Linked DNA regions of Homo sapiens: region 1 is linked to region 2. A link is a loop called in an ENCODE intact Hi-C map of the cell type or tissue named here. Cell type or tissue: IMR-90. All regions are shown on one strand. Each heading gives the region's core, and the rest is flanking DNA. Links, peaks and the distances in the headings are about the cores only.

The links. Peaks named below come from ENCODE experiments on the same cell type or tissue, not always from the same donor. Only the 100,000 strongest peaks of a DNase experiment are listed, where the experiment ranks them.
Region 1: a loop joins it to region 2, with 3 times the contacts of the local background. A loop is called at or near these places in 3 of 110 quality-filtered maps.

What each region holds. Positions count from the first base shown.
Region 1 is chr11:9,299,851-9,311,586 of GRCh38, reverse strand. The region is part of intron 1 of TMEM41B (transmembrane protein 41B); the gene reads left to right. It also overlaps the pseudogene PRR13P2. Among named protein-coding and RNA genes, the nearest start is that of TMEM41B, 8.9 kb to the left of the region's middle. In IMR-90, for the core only: no CTCF peak of the experiment used is centred there; no DNase peak of the experiment used is centred there.
Region 2 is chr11:9,160,882-9,176,877 of GRCh38, reverse strand. DENND5A (DENN domain containing 5A) reads left to right here. Exons shown (of 23, transcript NM_015213.4): 9 at 6,101-6,251; 10 at 6,929-7,022; 11 at 10,911-11,042. Among named protein-coding and RNA genes, the nearest start is that of SCUBE2, 77 kb to the right of the region's middle. RefSeq lists an enhancer at 6,533-7,732. In IMR-90, for the core only: a CTCF peak has its summit at 10,856 (motif pointing left); a DNase peak (open chromatin) is centred at 6,227.

The DNA.
Region 1 (11,736 bases), core at 35-8,034, 140 kb before region 2:
CCTTTCCCCCAGGCCCCTGTCCTCCTCCCCCAGGAGCTCCGCAAGGCAATTCAGCTTTCCCCCCAGGTTGGCCCCCTCATCCTGTGCCACAGCCAGGGTATCCAGGATGCCAATCCTCGGGTCCCTACCCTCCTCCATACCCACCGTCTGCTCCTGGAATGCCTCCTGTGAGTCCCTTGGCTCCTGGCATGGTTGGACCAGCAGTGATAGTGGGCAAGAAGATACAGAAGAAAATGAAGAAAGCTCATAAAAAGATGCACAAGCATAGCAAGCATTCCTCCTCCTCTTCCAGCAGTGATTCTGACTGAATACAGGCCCTGGGTCCTTCCCTCAAGTCTCACCAGTTCTGCTCTCCTATCAAGCTTCAGATGCCATGTTGTATTGGGGGAAAGTAGCCCTTGTGCTCCCCACACCCTACCCCCGCCTGAGCTTCACCCTGCTGTTGAGCCCTGAGTGGCTAGGGAAAATGGGAAGAGAATTGGCATGGCCTGGCCATCTTGTTGTTGCTTGGATAGATCATATAGCTAATGAGTTTAGCAGGGGAGCTGTTTTTTGAAGATGATGAACTAAATGTTGAAGACAAGTTTGAGATCTGTAAAATGTGATTTTTTACTTCTGCTTATAATACTCATGATTGGGGAGGATTGTGGAAATTTAATTATGATGAAAAACCTCTATCTTTTTTGTAATGTTGGCATACTTGGGGAATTTAGTGGAAAATACATTCCCCAGCAGGCCTTTTGTTGGTTGCACTAACTGCAAGGTTGCTGGGAAGTAGAGTCTGTTTGGTCGATGAGCTTTGACTGCCATTTTGGAACCTTACCTCTCCTCCTTAGCCCAGTATGCTATCTCAGGTCCTATTCTTGTTCTCCAGCTCTCAGTCCAAATAAAGTTATTTCTCCTGGTTAAAAAAAAAAAAAAAAAAAAAAAAGGGCTCTTAACCTAATCGGTTTGAAGGTGACTGGACTAGAGTACATAACTTTTTTGGTGGTGTTTGCCCCGACCTATGTATTTACTAGCAAGTTCTCCATTTTAACTTAAGAGAGCTGGACTATGTTTTTCAATATATAAGTCATGACCCTTGTGAGGGGTGTGAAATCAATTTGATGGATAATCAATAATAAGCATTTTTTTAAAAAAAATGGAATAGAAGAGAAAATATCAGTGCTTTGGGATTAAATGCTGGTTTTTTTTTGTTTAATCTTTCCTTGAGTTATATAGATTTTGTGTATACCGGGTCATGTACATTACTTAGGCTGACATGGTGGCTCATGCCTGTAATCCCAGCACTTTGGGAGGCCGAGGCGGGCGGAACATGAGGTCAGGAGTTCAAGACCAGCCTGACTAACATGAAGAAGCCCTGTCTCTACTAAAAATACAAAAATTAGCTGGGCATGGTGGTGCACACCTGTAATCCCAGCTACTTGGGAGGCTGAGGCAGGAGAATCACTTGAACCCAGGAGGTGGAGTTTGCAGTGAGCCAAGATAGCGCCACTGCACTCCAGTCTGGGTGATAGAGTGAGACTCCATCTCAAAAAAAAATAATAATAATAATAATACATTACTTGGAACACAATCAAAAAAGATTGAAAAACACTGTCTCAAAGTTGATTTTATTGCTTCTAGAAAACAATATTTTTTTTTGTTCTTTTGTTTTTTTTTTTGAGATGGAGTCTTGCTCTGTCACCCAGGCTGGAGTGCAGTGGTGCGATCTTGGCTCACTTGCAACCTCCCCTTCCCGGGTTCACGCCATTCTCCTGCCTCAGCCTCCCAAGTAGCTGGGACTACAGGCACCCACCACCACGCCTGGCTAATTTTTTGTATTTTTAGTAGAGATGGGGTTTCACCATGTTAGCCAGGATGGTCTCGATCTCCTGACCTTGTGATCTGCCTGCCTCAGCCTCCCAAAGTGCTGGGATTACAGGTGTAAGCCACTGCGCCTGGCTGACAATATTGTTCTGACTTGGATAATCCAGATCCCTGGTCTAGATCCTGCCTTGCTATTTGTTTAACAAATACTCCTCAGGTGTCTACTATGAGCAAAGTACTGGCTTACAGAAAGAAGGAAGCTCTGATTACTGTAGATGAAATCTAAGACTAGACTTGGCAGCTGAATATCAACCAAAGCATTAGTATGGTTTGCTGATGTCAGTCTCAACCCAGGTATTATGTATCAGAATTTTTTTGGTCTACGACAGAAAACCCACTGGAACCCTTGCTGAAAGGGAGCTTATTGGTCCATGTAAGTAAATCAAGTAATGAGTAGGATTTGGTGGCATCAGGCTGGAGCCAGTTGCTCAGCATCTTCAGGATCAGATTTTTCTTTCTTTCTTTTTTTTTGAAATGGAGTTTCACTCTTTTTGCCCAGGCTGGAGTGCAATGGTGCGATCTTGGCTCACCACAACCTCCACCTCCCAGATTCAAGCGATTCTCCGCCTCAGCCTCCCCAGTAGCCGGGATTACAGGCACACGTCACCACGCCCAGCTAATTTTGTATTTTTAGTAGAGACGGGTTATCTCTGTGTTGGCCAGGCTGGTCTTGAACTCCTGACCTCCAGTAATTCACCCGCCTTGGCCTCCCAAAGTGCTGGGATTATAGGTGTTAGCCCCACGCCCGGCCAGGATCAGATTTTTCATATCTTGATTTGCTTATTTGATGTCAGCTTAACCTTAAGTTTGGTTCCCCTTGAAGCTTCAGGTAAGCTAAATGCTTCCATGTTAATTTTGAGAATCTTTGTCCTAGTATTACGGATGAAGTCTTGCTATTCACTGATTAGATTGCCTCAGATCAGATGCTTTTTCCTGAACCTATCATTATTGTCAGTAGGTCATCAGAGTAACCTGATTGGCTCAGCCTGATTCATATTCTACATGTAGAAGAAAGAGTAGGAATAGAGCTAAATCAGTTTTCCCAATGACATGGATTTCTGTGATGGATCACTCAGTGATTTTTCTGTATTTGTGCTAAACCATTGTGATGTAGGAAGGAAGAAAGTGAATTTGTAGTGCTGATTTTTGGTTAGGTGGCTATAAGGAAAGAATAAGGATTTCAGTCAAAGGTGCTAGTTCAGATGATACTTCTTGGAGTCCAGGCTGGCATGGAAGGAAGAGAATGAAGAGTCCAACAGAAGGGAGAAAATGGAAGAAGTAAGCTCATGGAAGAAAAAGGCAAGGAATGGAATATTTTATTTAGCAAGTTCTCCATCTTAATGATTTATTGATTTAAAATGTCCAAGGTTGGCCAGGTGCGGTGTCTTGCTCTGTTGCCCAGGCTGGAGTGCAGTGGCGTGATCTCAGCTCACTGCAACCCCCATCTCCCAGGTTCAAGTGATTCTCATGCCTCAGCCTCCCCAGTAGCTGGGATTACAGGCGCATACCACCACGCCCAACTAATTTTTGTATTTTTAGTAGAGGGTTTTACCATGTTGGCCAGTGTGGTCTGGAACTCCTGACTTCAAGTGATGTGTCCACCTCAGCCTCCCAAAGTGCTGGGATTACATGTGTGAGCCACTGTGTCTCGCCTCTGTTGTGTTTTTAAAAAATGATTTTAAGGCTGGGCGCGGTGGCTCACGCCTGTAATCCCAGCACTTTGGGAGGCCGAGGTGGGCGGATCACGAGGTCAGGAGATCCAGACCACGGTGAAACCCCGTCTCTACTAAAAATACAAAAAATTAGCCGGGAGAGGTGGCGGGTGGTGCCTGTAGTCCCAGCTACTTGGGAGGCTGAGGCAGGAGAATGGCGTGAACCTGGGAGGCGGAGCTTGCAGCGAGCCGAGATTGCGCCACTGCACTCCAGCCTGGGTGACAGAGCAAGACTCGAAATAAAATTAAAAAAATGATTTTATTGGCTGGGCACAGTGGCTCATGCCTGTAATCCTAGCACTTTGGGAGGCTGAGGCAGGCAGATCACCTGAGGTCGGGAGTCTGAGACCAGCCTGACCAACATGGAGAAACCCCATCTTTACTAAAAATACAAAATTAGCCGGACGTGGTGGCCCACGCCTGTAATCCCAGCTACTTGGGAGGCTAAGGCAGGAGAATTGCTTGAACCTGGGAGACGGAGGTTGTGGTAAGCCAAGATCAAGCCATTGCACTCCAGCTTGGGCAACAAGAGAAACTCGATCTCAAAAAAAAAAAAAGATTTTATTTTATGATACTTCAGCTGTTTAAATTTATACTTGATGTTAATACCATTTTCAATTAATTTTTTTAATAGTTTAAGACCGTTGAAATAAAGTTTATTTCTGACAATATTACAGTGGATTCTTGTGACCTTAAGAGACTTGTTGGCCTGTAAGCTTATGTCCTTAGGATAAATGGATTTTTTTTCCTTCGTTCGTGGTGGGATCAAGTATATCTAGAAAACACTGAATATTGAAAACTAATGGACTAGATGACCAGTGTGAGTCATTCCTAAGATCTCGTAGACATTGGAATATTTTGCTTTGTAAAAGTAGTAGGAGAATTATGGAGCTACTGGAGGGACATTAAGGTTAAATTATTTTTCAGGATGGATTTATGCATATTGGAAGTTAAAGGAAAGGTACTTGTAAGAGGGAAAAATTGAAGATGTTGAGTATATGGAGAAAGAATTCAGAGAGCAAGATATAGAAGGAAGTGTGTTGACATTTAATGATAAGATGAAGGGAAAGGAGCAAGGGAAGATAATTTTGTGAACAAATCTTGAGGGAGAGATTGGGGTGCTCATTAAAGTAGGAGGCAGCATCATTGGTTGCAGTTAAAGGAAGGTAAAATCAAAGGCTTAAAGTGACTTGAAATAGCTCTTTTGGGGACTGCTATAAAAGAATTACTGTTTGCCAGTGATATCCCTAACTGAAGTTAGAAAAACATGTTGAACGTCTTGTAGGCCAAGAGCGTGATTCTGGCTTTCTTTTTTTTTTTGAGACGGAGTCTCGCTCTATCGCCCAGGCTAGAGTGCGGTGGCGCCATCTCAGCTCACTGCAAGCTCCGCCTCCCGGGTTAATGCCGATTTCCTGCCTCAGCATCCTGAGTAGCTGGGACTACAGGCGCCCGCCACTGTGCCCGGCTAATTTTTTTTGTATTTTTTTAGTAGAGACGGGGTTTCACCGTGTTAGCCAGGATGGTCTCGATCTCCTGACCTCATGATCCGACCGCCTCGACCTCCCAAAGTGCTGGGATTACAGGCGTGAGCCGCCATGCCCGGCGAATTCTGGCTTTCTATAACAGTACCTTTGGCCTGGGAGGAGGTTGGAAAAGCACATAATAGGGTAATTCAGACTGGGAATTAGTATGATGGAAGCTTTGGAGGTTACTAAATACAGAGTACTGGCTGGGCGTGGTGGCTCCCGCCTGTAATCCTAGCACTTTGGGAGGTTGAGGTGGGCGGATTACCTGAGGTCAGGGGTTCGAGACCAGCCTGGCCAACATGGTGAAACCCCGTCTCTACTAAAAATACAAAAATTAGCTGGGGGTGGTGGCCCATGCCTGTAATCCCAGTTGCTTGGGAGGCTGAGGCAGGAGAATGGCTTGAACCCAGGAGGTGGAGGTTGCAGTGAGCCGAGATCACACCACTGCACTCCAGCCTGGGTGATAGAGCAGGACTCTGTCTCAAAAAAAAAAAAAAAAAGAAAAGTGCTGGTGTAAGTAGCTGTAAATGCTAAAAGGCACATGTGTGTAATGTGGCCATAAGGCACATTATAAATGTGTATACTATAAATTTAGATGTAGACCTATAAAAACAAGATTTGGTAGACTCTGTCTACCAAAAAGAAAAAAAAATTAGTAATGGTTTTGAAGGTTTTAAAAGATGCTCATAATATGAAATTATTTTTGTTAGTTTTTCTTATACTCTGGACCTGATTCTAGCAGGAAAGTAAGTTAAAACTGGGCTGGGGCAAGTTAATTGGATTTAAAAGTAGCATACTTTTAGATGGATTTAAAAGTAGCATACCTTTAAGAAGTGTATGATGTGAAGTGTGCCTCCAAAACAGTTTAATATCTATAATTCATCTATAATTAATATCTGTTGCCCAGGCTGGAGTGCAATGGCGCAACTTTGGCTCACCACAACCTCCACCTCCCAGGTTCCAGCAATTCTTGTGCCTTAGCCTCCCCAGTGGCTGGGACTACAGGGGTGTGCCACCACGCCTGACTAATTTTTTATATTTTTAGTAGAGACAGGGTTTCACTATGTTGGCTAGGCTGGTCTCGAACCCTTGACCTCAGGCAATCTGCCCACCGTGGCCTTCCAAAGTGCTGCGATTACAGGAGTGAGCCACGACACCTGGCCTATAATTATAAATTATCATAATGGACATCCTGAAAAAATATACACTACTTGCATGTATAATGTGTCTTTGCTTTGATGTCAGCCTACAGAAAACTCAATACTTATATATATATATTACCCTCATTCCTTACCTACTTTATTGAATAGCTTTTTATTGAATAAAAATATATAGAAAAATAACTATTTTAGCCTTGTGAAAACGGTTTGTGTTTAAATAGGTTTTCTAGCCCGGTTCTATGGCTCATACCAGTAATCCCAGCACTTTGGGAGGCTGAGGCAGGAGGACTGCTTGAAGCCAGGAGTTCAAGACCAGCCTGGGCAAAATAGTGAGACCTGGTCTCTAAATACAAAACCAAAAAATTGCTGGGCGTGGTGGCTCACGCCTGTAATTCCAGCACTTTGGTAGGCCAAGGGGGGCAGATCACGAGGTTAAGAGATCAAGACCATCCTGGCCAACATGGTGAAACCCCATCTCTACTAAAAATACAAAAATTATCTGGGCATGGTGGCGTGTGCCTGTAGTCCCAGCTACTTGGGAGATTGAGGCAGGAAAATTGCTTGAACCCAGGAGGCGGAGGTTGTAGTGAGCCAGGATCACGCCACTGCACTCCAGGCTGGTGACAGAGTGAGACTCCATCTCAAAAAAAAAAAATTAATTAATTAATTAAGCAGACATGGTCACAAACACCTGTGGTCCCAGCTAGTCAGGAGGCTGAGGCAGGAGGATTGAAGCTGAAGGCATTCAACTCCCAGGAGTTGAAGGCTGCAGTGAGCTATGATTTCACCACTGCACTCCAGCCTGGGCAACAGAGTGAGACACCGTCTCATAAAAGTAAATAAATAATAAATAAATGGGGTTTATATTTATAAACCAAAACAACGTTTTTTATTCAATTGGATTTAGTACACCCTGATGTTTTTGCTTTTTGCTGATTATGCTTTCTTTTTTTAGAGAATATAACTTCTGAGTGAATATAACTTATTAGGAGGCCTCAAGATACGTATTGAATTAGGTAATAGCCAGAGCATAAATGTAATGACAGTTAGGTATTTGTTATTACAAGATTCTGCAGAGACCTTTTCATGTTTGACCTACCTGAGATGTTTAAAGTGTGTTTTTAATTCTCTGTGTTCCAAAAAAGCATACATATCAATACGTCTGTGGGTTAATGAACTAGAGTATTAAGAGACAGGCATTCTTGGTTTATTGTTCCATCAGAAGGTACCTTTGTACTATATTATTATCCTCTTCCTTCCTGCAGTAAATTTCATAAGTAAGAGTTGAGCAAATCTCCTTTTTGAGATTAAGATGAAATATAACAAAGTTAGAATAACAGGGACTGATTGGAGGCCGGGCGTGGTGGCTCACGCCTGTAATCCTAACACTTTGGGAGGCCAAAGTGGGCGGATCACCTGACGTCAGGAGTTCGAGACCAGCCTGGCCAACAATGTGAAACTCCGTTTCTACTAAAAATACAAAAATTAGTTGATCCTCGTGGCGTGTGCCTGTAATCCCAGCTACTCCAGAGGCTGAGATGGGAGAATGGCTTGAACCTGGGAGGCAGAGGTTGCAGTGAGCTGAGATCCTGTCACTGCACTCCAGACTGGGCGACAGAGGCTGGGCCACAGAGCAAGACTCTGTCTCAAAAAAAAAAAAAAAAAAAAAGAAAAAGAATAATAGGGACTAGTTGGGAAGTTAGATTGTTTAGATTACTGAAAGTAGGAAAAGATAATTTAGTTTTTTATAGAAAACTTGCTAAATTTAATGAATAGGTAAGAATAATTTATATTTAGTATTATCAAAGCACTAACCTAAGCAATTCTTATTTCAACAGAAATTACAGGTAAATTATAAACAGATATTAAAATGCTTTGCAGACTGGGCACACTCATTCACGCCTATAATCCCTGCACTTTGGTAGGCCGAGGTGGGCAGATCACCTGAGGTCAGGAGTTCAAGACCAGCCTGGCTAACATGGTGAAACCCCCATCTCTACTAAAAATATAAAAATTAGCTGGGTGTGGTAGCACACGTCTGTAATCCCGGCTACTTGGGAGGCTGAGGCAAGGGAATCACTTGGACCAGCCTGGCCAATATGGTGAAACCCCGTCTCTACTAAAAATACAAAAAAAATTAGCCAGTGTGGTGGCACATGCCTGTAATCCCAGCTACTTGGGAGGCTGAGGCAGGAGAATTGCTTGAACCTGGGAGGTGGAGGTTGCAGTGAGCCGAGATCGTGCCACTGCAGTCCAGCCTGGGCAACAGAGCGAGACTCCTTCTCAGACAACAACAACAAAATGCTTTGGAAATACACTTCACATTATTTGGTTCCTTTTAGAGATAGGGTCTCACTGTGTTGCCCAGGCCGGAATCAAAGTTCTGTGCTTAAGTGATCCTCCTGACTGAGTTTCTTGAGTAGTTGGGACTATAGGTGTACACCACCACCACTCTGGCTCAGGATTTTTTTTTAAAAAATAGTATACCCTTCTTCTTTGGGCCTCTTACTTGTAAAAGTGGGCCAGATTTTAGCTTTTCAAACTTTAATGTGCATGAAGATCACGAGTATCATTAAAATGCAGATTTTTGCTTCAGTGGGAATCTGAATTTCCAGCAAGCTTCCTGATAATGCTGATTCATATAGTCTACCAAACATTCTTTGAATAGCAAGGAGCTAGTTGGTTTCTATTTCTCTATGTGTTCAACATAGAATTTAGTAATATCTAGTCAGGGCTCAGTGTTACATGCCTGTAGTGCCAGCTACTTGAGGGGCTGAAGTAGGAGGATTGCTGGAGCCCAGGAGTTCAAGTCCAGCCTCGGCAACATAGGGAGACCCTGTCTCTTGCGGGGGTAAAAAAATCAGCAAAATCTTACTAATGCCAATTGTTGTAGTGAGACAAGGGATAAAAATGAAGCTCATCTTTTATTTAGTCAAGACTTTTTGGTTGAAAGGAATAGACATCAGTTTAAACTAGGAAAAAAGGAAGATTGTTAAAACAAGAGAAAAATAATGCCGGGCGCTATGGCTCACGCCTGTAATCCCAGCACTTTGGGAGGCCGAGGCGGGTGGATCACAAGATCAGGAGATAAGACCATCCTGGCTAACATGGTGAAACCCCATCCCTACTAAAAATACAAAAAAAAATTAGCCGGGCATCGTGGCAGGTGTCTGTAGTTCTAGCTACTCGGGAGGCTGAGGCAGGAGAATGGCGTGAACCCGGGAGGCGGAGGTTGCAGTGAGCTGAGATTGTGCCACTGCACTCCAGCCTGGGCGACTGAGCAGGACTCCGTCTCAAAAAAAAAAAAAAAAACCGAGAAAAATAATATAAGAGAGAATCTCAACTGGCATTTATGAGCAAGAAATAGAGCTAGGCATTGGGGAAGTGGAACGTTAGAAATCAGCAAGTAGCTTAGCTATATTTCCCAATTCTGCTTCTCTGGGTTTCTGTTCCAACCTTTCTTGTTTTCTGATACATGTCTTCGGCGTACCACTTTGGCTTACTGTGTCCTCCACCATTTAACCTTTTAGCTCCAAGTCCCACTATCGCTTGACAACCAGTATCTCTTTTAGTTCAAATTATCAAGAGAAAATCTGGTCAGCCAGTAATGATTTGTTACTACTTGGGTGAGGTGTCCAACCCTGGGCCAGACAGTTTTCTGGGTTTGGGAGGGTAGAATGTTAGAATAGGGGCTACTGAGATTGGCCCCCTTATGGGACAGGGGAAGGGTGTTAATTCAAGAGAAGGGAGATGGGGCAGAGCAGCAATGACAGCTGTCTAATACACATTTGTAAACTTTTATGAAGAAGGATTTGCTAAAGAGAGTATAGGCAGTTCAGTACTTTTAGGATACTTCATAAACGCGTGTTTGAAAGCCACCTGTGCAATAGTTGAATCCATTCTAAGGGAACTAAAAATAATAAATCTGAATTATAGTATACATTTTTTTTAGGCTGGGGTGCAGTGGTGCGATCTTGGCTCACTGCAAGCTCCGCCTCCCAGGTTCATGCCATTCTCCTGCCCCAGCCTCCCAAGTAGCTGGGACTACAGGCGCCCACCACCATGCCCAGCTAATTTTTTGTATTTTTAGTAGAGATGGGGGTTCACCGTGTTAGCCAGGATGGTCTCAATCTCCTGACCTTGTGATCCGCCCACCTCGGCCTCCCAAAGTGCTGGGATTACAGGCGTGGGCCATCATGCCGGGCCATATAGTATACATATTTTTAAATACTCTTGAGTATTATCAGTGTATACAAGGGATAATGGTAAAATAAAAATTGAGTCACCCACTCCTACCTCTTCCCCAGTGAGTGCAATGTAAAGTTGTCCTGGCCTTCGCGCTATTGACCAGTTCCTGGGAAAACAGTCCCGTACTTTCTTCTGCTTACTGCTTCTGGAATCTCATTCCATACTTTTATTGTTAATATAATTTTTTTTTTTTTGAGACGGAATCTTGCTTTGTCGCCCAGGCTGTAGTGCAGTGGTGCGATCTCAGCACACTGCAAGCTCTGCCTCCCGGGTTCACACCATTCTCCTGCCTCAGCCTCCCGAGTAGCTGGGACTACAGGCGCCTGCCACCATGCCCAGCTAATTTTTTGTATTTTTAGTAGAGACGGGGTTTCACCATGTTAGCCAGGATGGTCTCGATCTCCTGACCTCATGATCTGCCCGCTTCGGCCTCCCAAAGTGCTGGGATTACAGGCGTGAGCCACCGCGCCTGGCCTCGTTCATATAATTTTTTAAGCTAATACTGAGATTACCTTTTGAGGGACTATAAATATTCTCCCATTGTTGGAGTTGCAGAGGTACCCAAAACATTTGAGATTCAAGTTTATATTCCGATGCATTTGGTATAAAGAGAAAGTATAACATTTCACCAGTTGCATTTGTGAATATTTATGTTCTTAAAACAGGTGAAGTAATTGCCAAATTACCTCATTTTTCCAAAGGGGCCATTTTGTCTATGCTGTTGGCTCCCAGTATAGAAATATGAAATTGACAGTATGATAAAATTTAGAGCATTTAGAACAATGTTCTTTTTTTCCCCTTTGGCTTATCAATAAACCAATGCTACAGAGTCTGGTGTTCTGCTTTTTCATACTTCTAAAATGGATATATCCCCCCAAAGTAATATATCCAGTTATTAAACTTCAAGTACTGTACAGTGCTTAAATATAATTAATTATTGTTTTTATTTTTTTAGACGAAGTTTTGCTCTTGTTGCCCAGGCTGGAGTGCAATGGCTCTATCTCCACTCACCGCAACCTCTACCTCCCAAATTTAAGTGATTCTCCTGCCTCAGCCTCCCGAATAGCTGGGATTACAGGCATGCACCACCATGCCCAGCTAATTTTGTATTTTTAGTAGAGACGGAGTTTCTCCATGTTGGTGAGGTTGGTCTCGAACTCCCAACCTCAAGTGATCTACCTGCCTCGGCTTCCCAAAGTGCTGGGATTACAGGCGTGAGTC
Region 2 (15,996 bases), core at 3,005-11,004:
CTCAAGTGCATGGGAAGCTGTGAAAGTGAACATTGAACTGGGTATAATGTTACCCTGAACAGTATGAAGGTCTATGAGCAAGAAAGAAGGGGTGAATGAATTATGAGTAAGCAGTTGATGGTATTTGCCACACAAACCTAGCAGATACATTTCCTTCTCTATGAAACCTTCTCTGATGCCCCCAGACTGAGTCAGTTGATTCTTCTTCTCTGTTCCTGTGGTGCTTTGTGCATGCTTTTACTCAATAATCTCTACTTTTTCTAGCTATCATTATTGGGGAACAGCTTAAGGACAGAGATTGTATTTACTCATTTTCTTACCCCCATTCTTCTGGCATTGTACCCAGCATGTAGGGATGTTATAATCTACACAAATGATTGAACATGTCCTTTTGTTCAGAGGACTCATCTACATTAGTTTAGCTAGAGAATGGTTTCAGCTTGAAGTACTAGATTAAGTAGTGTGTTCACTTCCTGCAGGATGTTCAGTGTCCTTGTTAAGGCATTTTTGTATATTTTGGTCACTCATTTGCTGCATTTTATAACTACCTACCAGATGCCAAATGTATGGCAAGTCTTCAAGAAATATTTGCCAGATGAATGAATTTGCCAGGCTTGTTTCTAGGCTTTGAAGATATAACTGCTGACAGTTTAGACAAAGTCTTGCATTTTCTAGTTCAAAGTCTTACATTTTCTAGTTCAGGAACCTATGTTCTAACTGAGTTAAAGTAGTCTAATTGCATGGACAACTTGTCCTCAAGCCTTTGCCAAAAGGACTTTGCCAAAAGGTCATCTTAATGAGGGTCCTGGAACAGGAATGAAAGGTAAAGAGAGAAGACTAGAAAATGTAAGGGAGACGTGATTTTGATTTGTGTGTGCCTAATTGTCTTTTTGAGAACAAAATCTTTTATTTTGATGAGGCCCAATTTATCAGTTGGATTATACTTTTATTGTATCTAAGACACTTTTGCCCTACCAAGGTCACATAGAGATTTTACCCTATATTTCCCTGTAGAAGTTTTATAGTTTTAGGTTTTACGTTCAAGTCTCTGATCCATTTCAAGTTAATTTTGTAAGTAGTATAAGTTATGCGTCCATTTTTTTTTCATATAGATATTCATCTGTTGAAAAGACCATCCTTTCTCTAATGAATTGCCTTTTTGCTTTTGTCAAAATGTTATTAGTCTGTATATGTGTTCGTCTACTTCTGGATTCTCTGTTCTGTTTCATTGATCTGTTGGTCTACATTTATACCAATACCACACTGTCTTGATTACTGTAGCTTACATTAAATGATTACTGTAGCTTATATTAAATCTTGAAATCAAGTAGTGTTAATCTTGTAACTTTGTTCTTTTCAAAGTTGTTTTGGCTATTCTGGGTTCTTTGTATTTCCATACATATTTAGAGTCAACTTGCCAACTTCTGCAAAGAAACCTTTCAAGATTTTGATTGATATTTGACATCCTAACAGTACCGAGTCTTCTGATCCATTAACATGGCATATCTTTCCATTTATTTAGGTCATCTTTAATTTTTCTCAACAGCATTATGTACTTTTCAGGGTACAGGTTTTATATGTCTTATCAGATTTTTCCCTAAGTAGTTCATATTTTTTGGTGTTATTTTAAATTGTTTTGTGTTATATAAATTTGGTGCTATTTTATTGCTTTCTTAATTTTAATTTCTAATTGTTCATTGCTAGTATATAGAACTATAATAGCATTTTGTATGTTTATATTGTGTCCTGCAACCATACTAAACTAACTTTTAATAGCTTTTTTGTACATCCATCAGATTTTCTACATAGACAGTCATATTACCTGTGAATAATGATAGTTTTACTTTTCCTTTCCACCACCCTGGATACCTTTTATTTCTTTTCCTTTTCTTTTTCTTCTTCTTCTTATTTATTTATTTTTTTTCTGTATTACACTGGCTTGAACCTCTAGTACGAAGTCAAATAGAAGTGGTGAGAGTGGGCATCTTATTCCTTTGTTTTTCATAGATAACCTTTAGCAGTTAAGGATCTTACTAGTTTGTTCAGCGTTTTTATCTGAGGTGGATGTTGAATTTTGTCAAATGCTTTTTCTGTATCTATCAAGGTAATTATATGGTTTTTAGCTTTAGTTTGTTAATATGGTGAATTATATTGATTTTTTTTGTTGTTGTTTTAATGTTGATGGGGTCTCGCTCTGTTGCTCAGGCTAGAGTGCAGTGGTGTGGCCGTGGTTTTCTGTAACTTTGAACTAGTGGGCTGAAGGGATCCTCTCGTCTTAGCTTCTCAAGTAGCTAGGACAGTAGATGTGTGCCGCCATGCCTGGCTAATTTTTAATTTTTTTTTCTAAAAAAAAAAAAAAAAGAAATAACCTTCTTTATTCAGAGTAATATTCTTTACTGTGAAATCTGTTTTGTCTGATATTAATAACTACTCCAGCTTTCTTTTGACTAGTGCTAACAGGGCATATCTTTGTCATTATTTTACTTTTAATCTATTTGTGTCTTTATATTTAAAGGGTATTTATTGTAGGCAGCATGTAATTGGGTTTTGCATTTTTATCCAATTTGACAGTTTCCGGTTTTTAACTGAGGTCTTCAGACCATGTACATTTAATATGATTATTGATATTGCTGGGTTTAAGCCTGTCATTTTGCTGTTTGTTTTCTATTTGTCCCATCTGTTCTTTGTTCCCTTTTCTTCTTTTTCTGCCCTCTTGTGTACTAATTGAATATTTTCAATTTTTTTTTCTTTTTTTTTTTTTTTTTTTTTTTTTTTGAGACGGAGTCTTGCTCTATCGCCCAGGCTGGAGTGCAGTGGCGAGATCTAGGCTCACTGCAACTTCTGCCTTCCGGGTTCACGCCATTCTCCTGCCTCAGCCTCCCGAGTAGCTGGGACTACAGGCGCTCGCCACTGCGCAGCCCAGCTAATTTTTTGTATTTTTAGTAGAGACGGGGTTTCACCGTGGTCTTGATCTCTTGATCTCCTGACCTCGTGATCCGCCCGCCTCGGCCTCCCAAAGTGCTGGGATTACAGGCGTGAGCCACTGCACCCGGCCTTTCAATTTTTTTTATGATTTCATTTTATCTACTTTGTTGGTTTACTAGCTATAACTTGTGTTATTTTAGCAGTTGCTTTAGGATTTATAGTACACATTTAACTTATCACAGTCTACTTTTAGGTGATACAATATCACTTTCCACATAGTATAAGAACTGTACAGAACTGCCAGGCACAGTCATGTGCACCCATACTCCCAGCTGTTTGGTAAGCTGAAGGGGGAGGGTTGCCTGAGCCCAGGAGTTTGAGTCCAACTTGGATCACATGATGAGACCCTGTCTCTAAACAACAACAAAAAGAACTTCACAAAACTCTATTTCCATTTCTCTCTTCCTAGCCGACGTGCTATTGTCATCTATTTTACTTTTACATATGTCATAAACCTAACACTACATGGTCATTTTTGTTTAAACAGTCAATTACCTTTTAAAGGGATTTGAATAATAAGTACAAAATCTAATACATTAACTGTGTAGTTAGCATTTCTGGTGCTCTTCTTTCTTTTCTGTAGATCCATACTTCCATCTGGCATTATTTTCCTACTGCCAGAAGGACTTCCTTTAACATTTCTTGTAGTGTAGATCTGCTGGTGATGAATTCTTTCAGCTTTTGTAATTCTTTTGTCTTTGAAAGGTATTTTCCCTGAGTATAGGTTAATAGCTTTTTCCTTTCAGTACTCTAAAGATGTTGCTCCAGGCCAGGCGCGGTGGCTCACTCCTGTAATCCCAGCACTTTGGGAGTCTGAGGTGGGCAGAACACTTGAGGTCAGGAGTTTGAGACCAGCCTGGCCAACATGGTGAAACCCCGTTGCTACTAAACATATAAAAAAAAAAAAAAATTAGCCAGGCATGATAGTACGTGCTTGTAGTCCAAGCTACTCAGGAGGCTGAGGCACAAGAATTGCTTGAACCCGGAAGGTGGAGGTTGTAGTGAGCCAAGATCACACCACAGCACTCTAGCCCGGGCGACAGAATGAGACCCTGTCTCAAAAAAATAAAAATAAAAAAAAGATGTCGCTCCTCTGTCTTCTCACTTTATAATTAGTTTATTCTCATGCTGCTATGAAGAAATACCCAAGACTGGGTAATTTGTAAAGGAAAGAGGTTTAATTGACTCAGTTCCGCATGGCTGGGAATGCCTCAAGAAACTTACAAGCATGGTGGAAGGCACCTCTTCACAGCACAGCAGGAGAGAGAATGAGTACCAGGAGGGCAAATGCCAGATGCTTATGAAACCATCACATCTATGAGAACTCACTCACTATCGCGAGAATAGCATGAGGGAAACCGCCCCTGTGATTCAGTTACCTCCCACTGGGTCCCTCCCACCACACATGGGGATTATTACAGTTCAAGTTGAGATTTGGGTGCGGACATGGAGCCAAACCATATTACACTTCCATTGTTTTCTGATAAGAAATCTGCTGTCATCCTTAATTTTGATCTTCTCTATATACAAAATGTCTACTTTCTCTACCAGATTTTAAGATTTTCTTTTTATCACTGATTTTGAGCAATTTGATTATGATGTGGCTTGGTGTAGTTTCCTTCATGATTCTTGTGCTTGCAGCTCATTGTGCTTTTTAGATCTGTGGATTTTTTGTTTACGTCAAATTTGTAAAAATTCTGGCCAGTATTTCTTCTAGTAATTTTTCTGTTCTCCCCATCCCTACCTTAGGGACTGCAGTTACACATACATGTAATATCTGGGATTGCGTAGTTATCCCAGAACCGCTGATACTCTTTTAATGGCAACAGTTTTTTCTCTCTCTCTGTGGCTTCTTTGGGATCATTTCTCTTGCTATGGCTTCAAGCTCACTTATTTTTTCTCCTGCATTGTTGAGTGTGCTTTTAACCCAGCCCGTGTATTTTTCATCTCAGATATTACAGCTTTCATCTTCAGAAGTTTGAGTTCCATGTTTCTAGTTTTTTGTTGTTGATGTTGTTTGTTTGTTTGTTTTTAAGAGGTTCTGCTTTGTTGCCCAGGCTGGAGTGCGGTAGTGTAATTATAGCTCACCATAACCTTAAACTCCTGGGCTCAAGTGATCTTCTGGCCTTGGCCTCCTGAATAGCTAGGAATAAAGGTGTATGCCACCATGTCTGGCTCATTTTTTTTTTTTTTTTGAAGAGATGAGGTCTCACTATGTTGCCCAGGCTGGTCTTGAAGTCCTGGCCTTAAATGATACCCTCACTTTGGCCTCCCAGAGTGCTGGGATTACAGGCGTAAGCTATCAGGCCCTGGTAATCTTTGATTAGATGCCAGACACTGTGAATTTTACTATTTGAGTCCTGGACACTTCCATATTCCTATAAATATTCTCAGTCTTTGTTCTGGGATGTAGTTAAGTTACTTAGAAATAATTTGATTTCTTTGTGCTTTCCTCTGGCAGGACCAGAGCATCCTTTAGGCTGTGATTAATTATCTACTACTGAGGCAAGACCCTCTGAGTACTTTACTCAGTGCCCCATGAGTGATTAGGTTTTCTAGTCTGGCAGGTGGGGACAGGCATTATTCCCAGCCCTGTGTGAGCATTTTGTATTGTTTCTCCTAATCCTTTCCGGTGATTCTTTCTCCAGCCTTGAGTAGTTTCTTTACTTGCGTGAACTGACCCATTACCCTGCTGAATGCCCTGCAGATCCCCTGGATTCTCTCTCTTCTCTGGTACTGTTCATATGAACTCTAGCCACCTTGGTCTCCTTAACTCAGGGAGTCCACCAGTCTCTGCCTAGAACTCCCCTCCCTGTGCCACAGCCTGGAAGCTTTCTCTAAGCAGTTAGCTGGGATAGTTCTAGGGGTTACCTCATTTGTTACCTGTTTCTCAGGGTCCTGCCCTTCATTGCCTGATGTCCAGTATTCTGAAGTTTATCATTTTATATTATTTTGCATGGGTTTTTTCCTATTAGGCAGGAAAATCAGTCCCTTTTACTCTATCTTGGCTGGAAATGGAAGAGTAGCTAGATTCTTAAAGAATGTTTGACTTGATTTATTTGTGTGTGTATTTATGTGTGTGTGTGTGTGTGTGTGTGTGTGTATTCTCATCCAGAGAAAGCAATTGAGCTGCGTCTGGCAAAAATTGACCATACTGCAATTCACCCACATTTACTTGACATGAAGATTGGACAAGGGAAATATGAGCCGGGCTTCTTCCCTAAGCTGCAGTCTGATGTACTTTCCACTGGGCCAGCCAGCAACAAGTGAGTCAACCCCAGGGATTCACTAATCCAACTCCCTAGCTGTAATAGGGTCATCTAGTATCTGGGCTAGGGCTGTTACCCCTAGAAGACCTTGTACTTTTCTAAAGCAGATATGGAGAAGACCCAGACTATCTAGGTGGTTTGCTTATTTGAACAAGAAAGTATGTGACAGAATATCTTTCAGTTCTGCCTCCACTATGCAGATTGGGATAGCTCCATATGTCTAGGACCTGCAAAAAGCTGCAGATGGGTTAAAATCATCTCATGCCTGGATCCCATTCAACAGCAAGCTAGCATTGTATTTAATAAATGGCAGTTGAAATAATCAGAACCTGAACTGAAAAGTAGGTAAGTTAGCAGAATTACTCATTAGTTACTTTTGAAGATGACTGTATCAAAGCCCAGATAGAGTTAAGTGAATATAGTTTTAGATCTATATGTCAAGTGTTTGTAGATGTTTCAAGAGAGACATGTTCCATGAGGAGGTGTCTCTCTCATGTCCAGTCACTCATCTTTAATCTGCTCTTCCTCAAGGTCTCTGAGCTGTCTCTGGTGACATCTAGGTCATTTCCTGTGTCCAGCATTGACTCGTAGTCATTCATGTTTTCTCCTGTTAGTTGACATTGCTTTTTAAGTGAGACATTATTAATTGCCTGCTTTGGTTCTGATTGTGTTAGGTGGACGAAAAGGAATGCCCCTGCCCAGTGGAGGCGGAAAGATCGGCAGAAGCAGCACACAGAACACCTGCGTTTAGATAATGACCAGAGGGAGGTAAGATACCTTAAGAATGATAAGGATGACCTTGCTATCATGCTGTGCACTCCTTCTCTTTCTCATTTCCTGTTCTCTGGTCTGATTCAAACGTCTCAGCAATGACCTCACCCCATAAAGAAGGGTTAATAATAGGTCTAGTTCCTGATATCTAATGCTGGGCCTGGGTTATCACAAATCAGAATGTGGGATGTTTTGCAAATTCCAGCTAGCTACTAACCGATTGTAATTTCTCATGCATGATGCTCCCTGAGGAGTTCAATAGGAACCTCAGAAGTTAAGAGTCTGAAACTTGGGAGAAATCCTTTAAAAATTGGTGTGAGTTTTGTGTGTGTGTGTGTGTGTGTGTGTGTGTGTGTGCGTGTGTATATAGGAAAAAAGTTAATTTTTTTTAATTCTTTTTTTGTTTGAGACAGAGTCTCGCTTTTATCGCCCAGGCTGGAGTGCAGTGGAGCGATCTCGGCTCACTGCAGCCTCCATCTCCTGGGTTCAAGCAATTCCCCTGCCTCAGCCTCTTGAGTAGCTGGAATTACAGGCACCACCTCAACGCGCAGATAATTTCTGTATTTTTAGTAGAGACGGGGTTTCACCACGTTGGCCAGGCTGGTCTCAAACACCTGACCTCAGGTAATCCGCCTGCCTCATCCCCGCAAAGTGCTGGGATTATAGGTGTGAGCTACTGCGCCCAGCCCAGAAAGAAGTTAATTTTGTTAGAGTTTTTTTCCTACTGTTTCTTACCTTAAATTGAAACAGATAATCTTGACTTTTTTTTTCTTCTTCTTCTTTAAAAGACTAAAGGAGAGGAACATTATTATCAGGTACCTGGAAACCCAAGATTCTTGAATTTACCTCCTGAATCTTCATTGCTTGTAAGCTGAGTTTCTCAGCTCTACTGTAACTTGCTTCTTAAGTTTCTAGTTATAAACTTCAGGTTGTAGACCCTGCCTTACTTAGTTGCAAAGAAGTTGTGAAAATGAGTGTTAACTTCAGAAGCCTATTTCAGTAACTTATCTTTGAGAAAAGACCCTGTAATTTTCATCTTGCACAGAGAGAACCCAAGAAGGCATACTGTTTTCATGTGTCTGGCAGCTCAGTGAATTGGAAAATAAATAACATATTCTCCCTTTGCTATGTTTTTAATGAATAAATTAAAATTGTAAGATATGGTTATGAATCTTCAACTGCTGATTTATAGGATACAGTTGCACTGGGATTTTTTTTTTTGTGAGAGTAGCATAAGAAATTTTGGTTATTTGTGTTATTTTAAAAGTCTGTCTTCCACCTAACCTCCTCATTACTATTTTCAGCAGTGTTTATTGACCACATTTTCTTGGTCAGAATCACTGAGTGTATTAGTCTGTTTTCATGTTGCTGATAAAGGACATACACAAGACTGGGCAATTTACAAAAGAAAGATTTAATGGACTCACAGTTCCACATGGCTGGGGAGGCTTCACAATCATGGTGGACAGCAAGGAGGGAGCAAGTCACGTCTTAACGTGGATGGCAGTGGGCAAAGAGAGAGCTTGTGCAGGGAAATTCCCCCTTATAAAACCATCAGATCTCATGAGACTTATGCACTATCACGAGAACAGCTCAGGAAAGATCTACCCCCGTGACTCAGTTACCTCCCACTGGGTCCCTCCCACAACATGTGGGAATTGTAGGAGCTACAATTCAAGATGAGATTTGGATGGGGTCACAGCCAAACCATATCACTGAGGTATCAAGGAATTCTTTGCTAAAGACAAAAAAAAAAAAAATCACTGAGGTTAACACTTTGAAATACAAAGGTGACAAAAGAGGTTAGTCTTGTCCTCAGGGAATACCAGTTGATATAAGGGAGCAAAATCAGATAGAAAGATAACTTCAAGAGAATAAGCTTTTGAAATGACCATATGAGGAGCAAACCAATGTTTGATTACTGATTAGAGAAAGCAGAGGTTACTTCTACTTGGGGTCATCATCAAACAAGATGATTTGGAAGAGGAGCAAGCATCTCTTTAAGCCTTAGAGAATGATGGGATTGTTAGAAGAGCTTTTATTTTATTTTGAAATGGGGTCTTACTCTGTCACCCAGGTTGGAGTGCAATGGTGTAACCTTGGCTCACTGCAACCTCTGCCTCCAAGGCTCAGGTGATCCTCCCACCTCAGCCTCTCTAGTAGCTGGGACCACAGGCACACGCCACCATTCCTGGCTAATTGTTTGTTGTTGTTGTTTTGGTCTTTTTTGTATTTTTGGTAGAGACAGGGTTTCTTCATGTTGCCCAGGATGGTCTCAAACTTCTGAGCTCAAGTGATCCACTCGCCTCAGTGCTGGGATTACAGGCCAGAGTCACTGCTCCTGGCTGTTTTTCTTTTTCTTTTTTTTTTTTTTTTTAATCTTTCATCTCCCTGGAGCTATAAGAAGAGCATTTCAAGTAGAGGACATGGCAGGATCTAAAGTTTGGTGTGTAAATGTGTAAAGGAGGCTGTGGGCAGAATATTTTGGAGGAGGGTGGTATGGAGATAGCTAACAAGTTAGGAGACAGGTAACAGCAGTCCAAGTAATAGTAATTGGACCCTAACCTTGGGGGGTTGGTAGTAGAGATAGATTAAGGGGCCATAAGATAGAATGGACAGAGTTATGCCACTGGAATAAATATGGGGGAAGGGAGAAGTTTAGGGTAAAAATGTTGGTTATGAACCTACTGAGAGGATATCAGATTGCATTTTACTGCATTGATGTGGGTTCTGTGTTAAACAACATATGAAGAAGAATCACCAGCACATTATACAAAATAATTGCAGTTGTTGTTTTGAGTGTGCAATCTTATTTTCCAGGCCTTAATTTTATACTTTATGATAGAAAGGGTAGATATCTTTGATACGGGCAGAGGAGTTAAATTCTTCTCAGCTTGGTGGGGGAAATTATTTTCTCAGTGTTACTCAGAGATTTGAGATTTGCTGTAGTCATGTGTTTTTTGACTCTTGTATCTTTTTTTAATTTAATTTTTTAAATTTTTATTTATTTATTTATTTTTTGTGATGGAGTCTCGCTCTGTCGCCCAGGCTAGAGTGCAGTGGCGCGATCTCAGCTCACCACAACCTCCACCTCCCGGGTTCAAGCAATTCTCCTGCCTCAGCCTCCTGAGTAGCTGGGATTACAGGCATGCACCACCACACTTGGCTAATTTTTATATTTTTAGTAAAGATGGAGTTTCACTGTGTTGGCCAGGCTGGTCTTGAACTCCTGACCTTGTGATCCACCCACCTCAGCCTCCCAAAGTGCTGGGATTACAGGCGTGAGCCACTGCGCCTTGCCTGACTCTTGTATCTTTAAATCAAAGGTAATTATACCATTTGGGGAGTGCTTTACATCAGCTAAAACAGAAACCATCATCTCAGTTTTTCTCTTTAATACAAGAATTAAATTAAAAATTTTCTATTCCTAACTATCTGAGCCTAGAAAGAGGCAGCTAAGAAAGTGCGAGAAAATAAGCTGGGCACGGTGGCTCATGCCTGTAATCTCAGTACTTTGGGAGACTGAGGCAGATGGATCACCAGGTCAGGAGATAAAGACCATCCTGGCTAACATGGTGAAACCCCGTCTCTACTAAAATACAAAAAATTAGCCGGGCGTGGTGGCACATGCCTGTAGTCCCAGCCACTCAGGAGGCTGAGGCAGGAGGATTGCCTGAGCCTGGGAGGTGGAGGTTGCAGCGAGCTGAGATCACACCACTGCACTCCAGCCTGGCGACAGAGCAAGATTCGTCTCAAAAAAAAAAAGAAAAAGAAAAAAAAAGAAAATGTGAGAAAATAATGCCCTCTTCAGGCACCCACCAGTACTGCTGACCTTTGGTTTATGTACATGGACACAAAGGGTCTTTATTTTTCTGTTTGATATAGAAGTACATCCAGGAAGCCAGGACTATGGGCAGCACTATCCGCCAGCCCAAACTGTCCAACCTCTCTCCATCAGTGATTGCCCAGACCAATTGGAAGTTTGTAGAGGGCCTGCTGAAGGAATGCCGCAATAAGGTAAGCTGTGGACATCTCTGTATGTGTGCTATTTCTGTTAGCAGCCAAGGTAAGACCAAGGATTGGCTCTGACCACTCCCTCTGGATTTTAAAAATACTGTTGGCTGGGCGTGATGGCTCATGCCTGTAATCCCAACACTTTGGGAGACCATGGCAGGAGGATTGCTTGAGCCCAGGAGTTCAAGACCAACTTGGAGAACGTAGTGAGATCCTGTCTTTACAAAAGTATTAAGATGGGCATGGTGGCACACACCTGTAGTCCCAGATACTTGGGAGGTTGAAGTGGGAGGATTGCTTGAACCTGGGAAGTCAAGGCTACAGTGAGCTATGATGGCACCACTGCACTCCTGCCTGGGCAACAGAGCGAGACTCTGTCTTAAAAAAAAAATCGTTAATATAATGAGACAGTACTAATTTTAAGATCCTGTTAATTTGAAATTAGGTATATTTGTTTTAAATAAAATATACCATTAATTGAGAGCATGCATGCTTTGCTTGATAAAAACTTAATGTATACTCTATAAAAATGAACAACAAGCTGGGCGCAGTGGCTCACACCTGTAATCCCAGCACTTTGGGAGGCTGAGGCAGGCAGATCACGAGGTCAGGAGTTCAAGACCAGCCTGGCCAACATGGTAAAACCCCGTCTCTACTAAAGACACAAAAAATTTAGCCGGGCGTGGTGGCATGCACCTGTAATCCCAGCTACTTGGGAGACTGAGGCAGGAGAATCTCTTGAACCCGGGAGGCGGAGGTTGCAGTGAGCCGAGATCGCGCCATTGCACTCCAGCCTGGGCGACAGGGCAAGACTCCATCTCAAAACAAAAAAAAGAACAACAGAGAGATGTAGTTTTTAATTTAATAAAAAACTTTTTTAAAGACAGGATCTCACTATATTGCCCAGGCTCGCCTTGAAGTCCTGGGCTTAAGTGAACCTCCTACCTCAGCTTCCTGAGTAGCTGGGGTTACAGGCATAGTTTTAAATTTTTGACATTTTACAGTACTTTAAATCAGACTAGTCTTCACTCTAACTTACTTCAACAGATTAGTCTTATGTATTTGCAGATATTTTTTCCCCTTTATTTTTATCTGATAGCAATGATATCTTATATCTAGAAACAGAAATTTACTGGGTACCTACTATGTGCCAGGCTAAAATGTGTCATTCCGTTTAAGCTTAGATTGTTTGGGTGTTTTTCTCTGTTCTACAAAGACATTCATTCTTAATTTTTAATGTTTTAATTATGAATTTAAATGTCTTTTCTAATAAAAAGAATCTTTCAACCAAGGCAGCATACCATAATTTTAGGGCATTTCAACTAACTCAGTCTCTACTACATCCTATTTATTTATCAATGGAATAAAAATAGTCTCCTGCACTTTCAGTTCTAAGTGGTGCCCATTTGAAGTGATGTTCATTTATAGGAGGGAATAAAATATGCTGTCTCTTGCAGAATAAATTATTACTGTTTAAAGCTAGATTGGCAGGGCACAGCGGCTCATGCCTGTAATCCTGGCACTTTGGGAGATTGAGGTGGGTGAATCACTCGAGCCCAGAAGTTTGAGGCCAGGCTAAGCAACATGGCAAAACCTCATCTCTACTAAAAAAAAAAAAAAAAAAAAAAAAAAAAAAAAAAAAAATTAGGCGTGGTGGTGCACACCTTTAGTCCCAGCTACTTTGGTGGGCTGAGGTAGGAGGATCATTTGAGCCCTGGAGGTCAAGGCTGCAGAATGAGACCCTCTCTCAAAAAAAAAAAAAAAAAAAAAAAAAAAAAAAAACCTGATTAATATATCAGTACTGATATTTTAAATTTAGGTTAAAAAAAACTCTGGCCAGGCATTGTGGCCAGTGTGTGTGTGTGTTTGTGTAAAACTTCTGTCAGTTCACTCTGAGTAATTAATATCTGTGATTTTTTTTTCCATACAATTTTGTCTCTTCTGCCTTTCTACTATGAAGAACATTGGTGATGCTGCATTTCTGCATTTTTTTTTTCTAAGCTGCTGGACTGTCATTCTTTTTTTTTTTTTTTTTGAGATGGAGTCTCACTGTGTCACCCAGGCTGGAGTACAGTGACACAATCTCGGCTCACTGCAACCTCTGCCTCCCAGGTTCAAGCAATTCTCGTGCCTTAGCCTCCCGAGTGGCTGGGATTACAGGAGTGCACCACCATGCTTGGCTAATTTTTGTATTTTTAGTAGAGACAGGGTTTCATCATATTGACCAGGCTGGTATTGAACTCCTGACCTCAAGTGATCTGTCTGCCTCGGCCTCCAAAGTGCTGGGATTACAGGTTTGAGGCACTGCACAACTGGCCTGGACTGTCAAAATTCTTAAGTCATGAGATGCATGACCTGGCTGTGACAACTTCCTATTCCTAGCCAATGATGACTGTGAAATACATATCAATTTTAGACATGTTAATATGTGGGAAAATATACATCTAGAATTGAAGAAATATAGTAATCAATGTAACATCACAAAGTATTGGCTTGCACGTGAGGCAACAGGCTGTTGAAAGTATAAATTGGTATGATGATTTTGGAAAACAGCATAGTATTGTTTAGTAATTCTTCTCCTAGGTATATTCCCTAGAGAAACTTTTGGAGCATGTCCCAAGAGATATGTACAAGAAGTTTACAGCAGCATTCTTTTAATAGCCCCAAACTGGAAACAACCAATCAGTTGAGAAAGCCAATCAGTAAGAGAATTAATAAGTATATTGTGGTGTATTCATGTGGTGGAATGCTATACAACAATGGAAATGGATAACAGTTATACACATCAGTGTGGATGAATTTCACAAATATAAACGAGTGAAAAAGCAAATCAGAAGCCAGGAGTATCAGCACACACCTGTGATCCCAGCTACTTGGGAGGCTGAGGTGGGGGGATTGCTTGAGCCTGGGAGTTCGGTTCCAGCCAGGGCAACATGCTGAGACCCAGTTTCTTAAAGAAAAAAAAAAAAAAAAAATCACAAAAGAAACATGCATGCCTATAGTCCCAGCTACTGCGGGGGCTGAGGTGGGATGATCAGTTGAATCTGGGAAGCTGAGGCTACGTGAACCATGATCGAGCCACTGCACTCCAGTCTAGGCAACAGAGAGAGACCCTGTCTTAAAGATACATACAGGCAAACCAAACCATATATTTTAGGGTTAAAAATATAGGTAATAATTTTCTTGCTTTTCTGTAGTTTCGTTGGGTAAGTGGTCACTTCTAGAGTGGGAAGGTGAATGGAAGAGGGCACGTAGGGTGCTTCAAAGATATAAACAGACAGTATTTATAAATAAAATACTGGCCAGGCGCAGTGGCTCATGCCTGTAATCCCAGCACTTTGGGAGGCTGAGGTGGGCAGATCACTTGAGGTCGGGAGTTTGAGACCAGCCTGACCAACATGGAGAAACCCCATCTCTACTAAAAATACAAAATTAGCCAGGCGTGGTGGTGCATGCCTGTAATCCCAGCTACTCGGGAGGCTGAGGCTGGAGAATTTGCTTGAACCGGGGAGGCGGAGGTTGCAGTGAGCCGAGATTGTGCCATTGCACTCCAGCCTGGGCAACAAGAGCGAAACTCCATCTCAAAAAAAAAAAAAAAAAAAAAAGAAGGAACTGGCCTGGCGCTGGTCATAATGATGTAATAGCATATATATATTATATATTTCACAATAAGAAGGTTAAAAACTAACAGTGGAAAGAAATATGCCAAAATATTAAGAGTTGTTGCTTCTGAAAAGTAGGATTGGGGTGATTTGTTTTCCTTTTCTTAGATTTTTATATATCACAAATTTATAGCATAGTTAAATCTTACTTTTGAACTTGGACTCAAAGTTCAGGCAGATATGGGTTCAAAGGCCAGATCTATTGCTACTTTGCTGTTTCATTTTGGACAATATATATATATATATAATTTAATAGAGTGCTATATTACGTATAGATTTTGGGCAAGTTACTTAAGAGAATTAAACTATACTTAGACTATAAATATACTATATTGTTTTATACTATGTTTAAATTTAGTATATTGATTACTGTATTTCTCAATTTCCGTATTGGTAAATTGGGAACAATAATAATAGTTACCTCAGATTGTTAGGAGGCTTAAATGAGATAATGAAATGCTAAGTACAATGCCTGACATAGTACTTAATAAAAACTGTGATTATCATTATGCAGTATGTGTTTTCTTGGTTATGATCTTACAATAAGCAGTTGAAAATTTTTATGTAAAATAAATTACCTCCTCAATTTTTGTCCCCTTGACAGTTATTTCAGATATGTTTCTAAGTTGTATGTATGCTCAAAGGTTTGTTTGGTAGGGTCATTTAAGCAGTGGGAATCAGACAATGTCAGAGATAAGCATGACTGAAGGGTTTATTTGTTTCTTGCATAAATGCAAAAACTGAATACAGAGTGATGAAATCACTGGCCAGGAGTCATAAAGATTGCTGTGTTCTTATCCTTTCCTTAACTACATATTTTTTTTTTTTTGAGACGGAGTCTCGCTCTGTTGCCCAGGCTGGAGTGCAGTGGCGCGATCTCAGCTTGCTGCAAGCTACGCTTCCTTGGTTGACGCCATTCTCCTGCTTCAGCCTCCTGAGTAGCTGGGACCACAGGCGCCCGCCACCACACCTGGCTAATTTTTTTGTATTTTTAATAGAGACGGGGTTTCACCGTGTTAGCCAGGATGGTCTCGATCTCCTGACCTTGTGATCCGCCCAACTAGGCCTCCCAGAGTGCTGGGATTACAGGTGTGAGCTACCACACCTGGCCTTTCTTAACTAAATTTTTAAAGCATGCACTCCCTTGTAACCTGACCTACATGGGTATAAATATATTCTGTGTCCTTGGGGCTAATTCATCCTGTCCTTCCCAGCCCAACAGATGTACTGTGCAGGCTGTCAGAACCCTCTCCGGTTGTATGTAATCCTGCTCACTGTGGTTATTTAATCCTGTT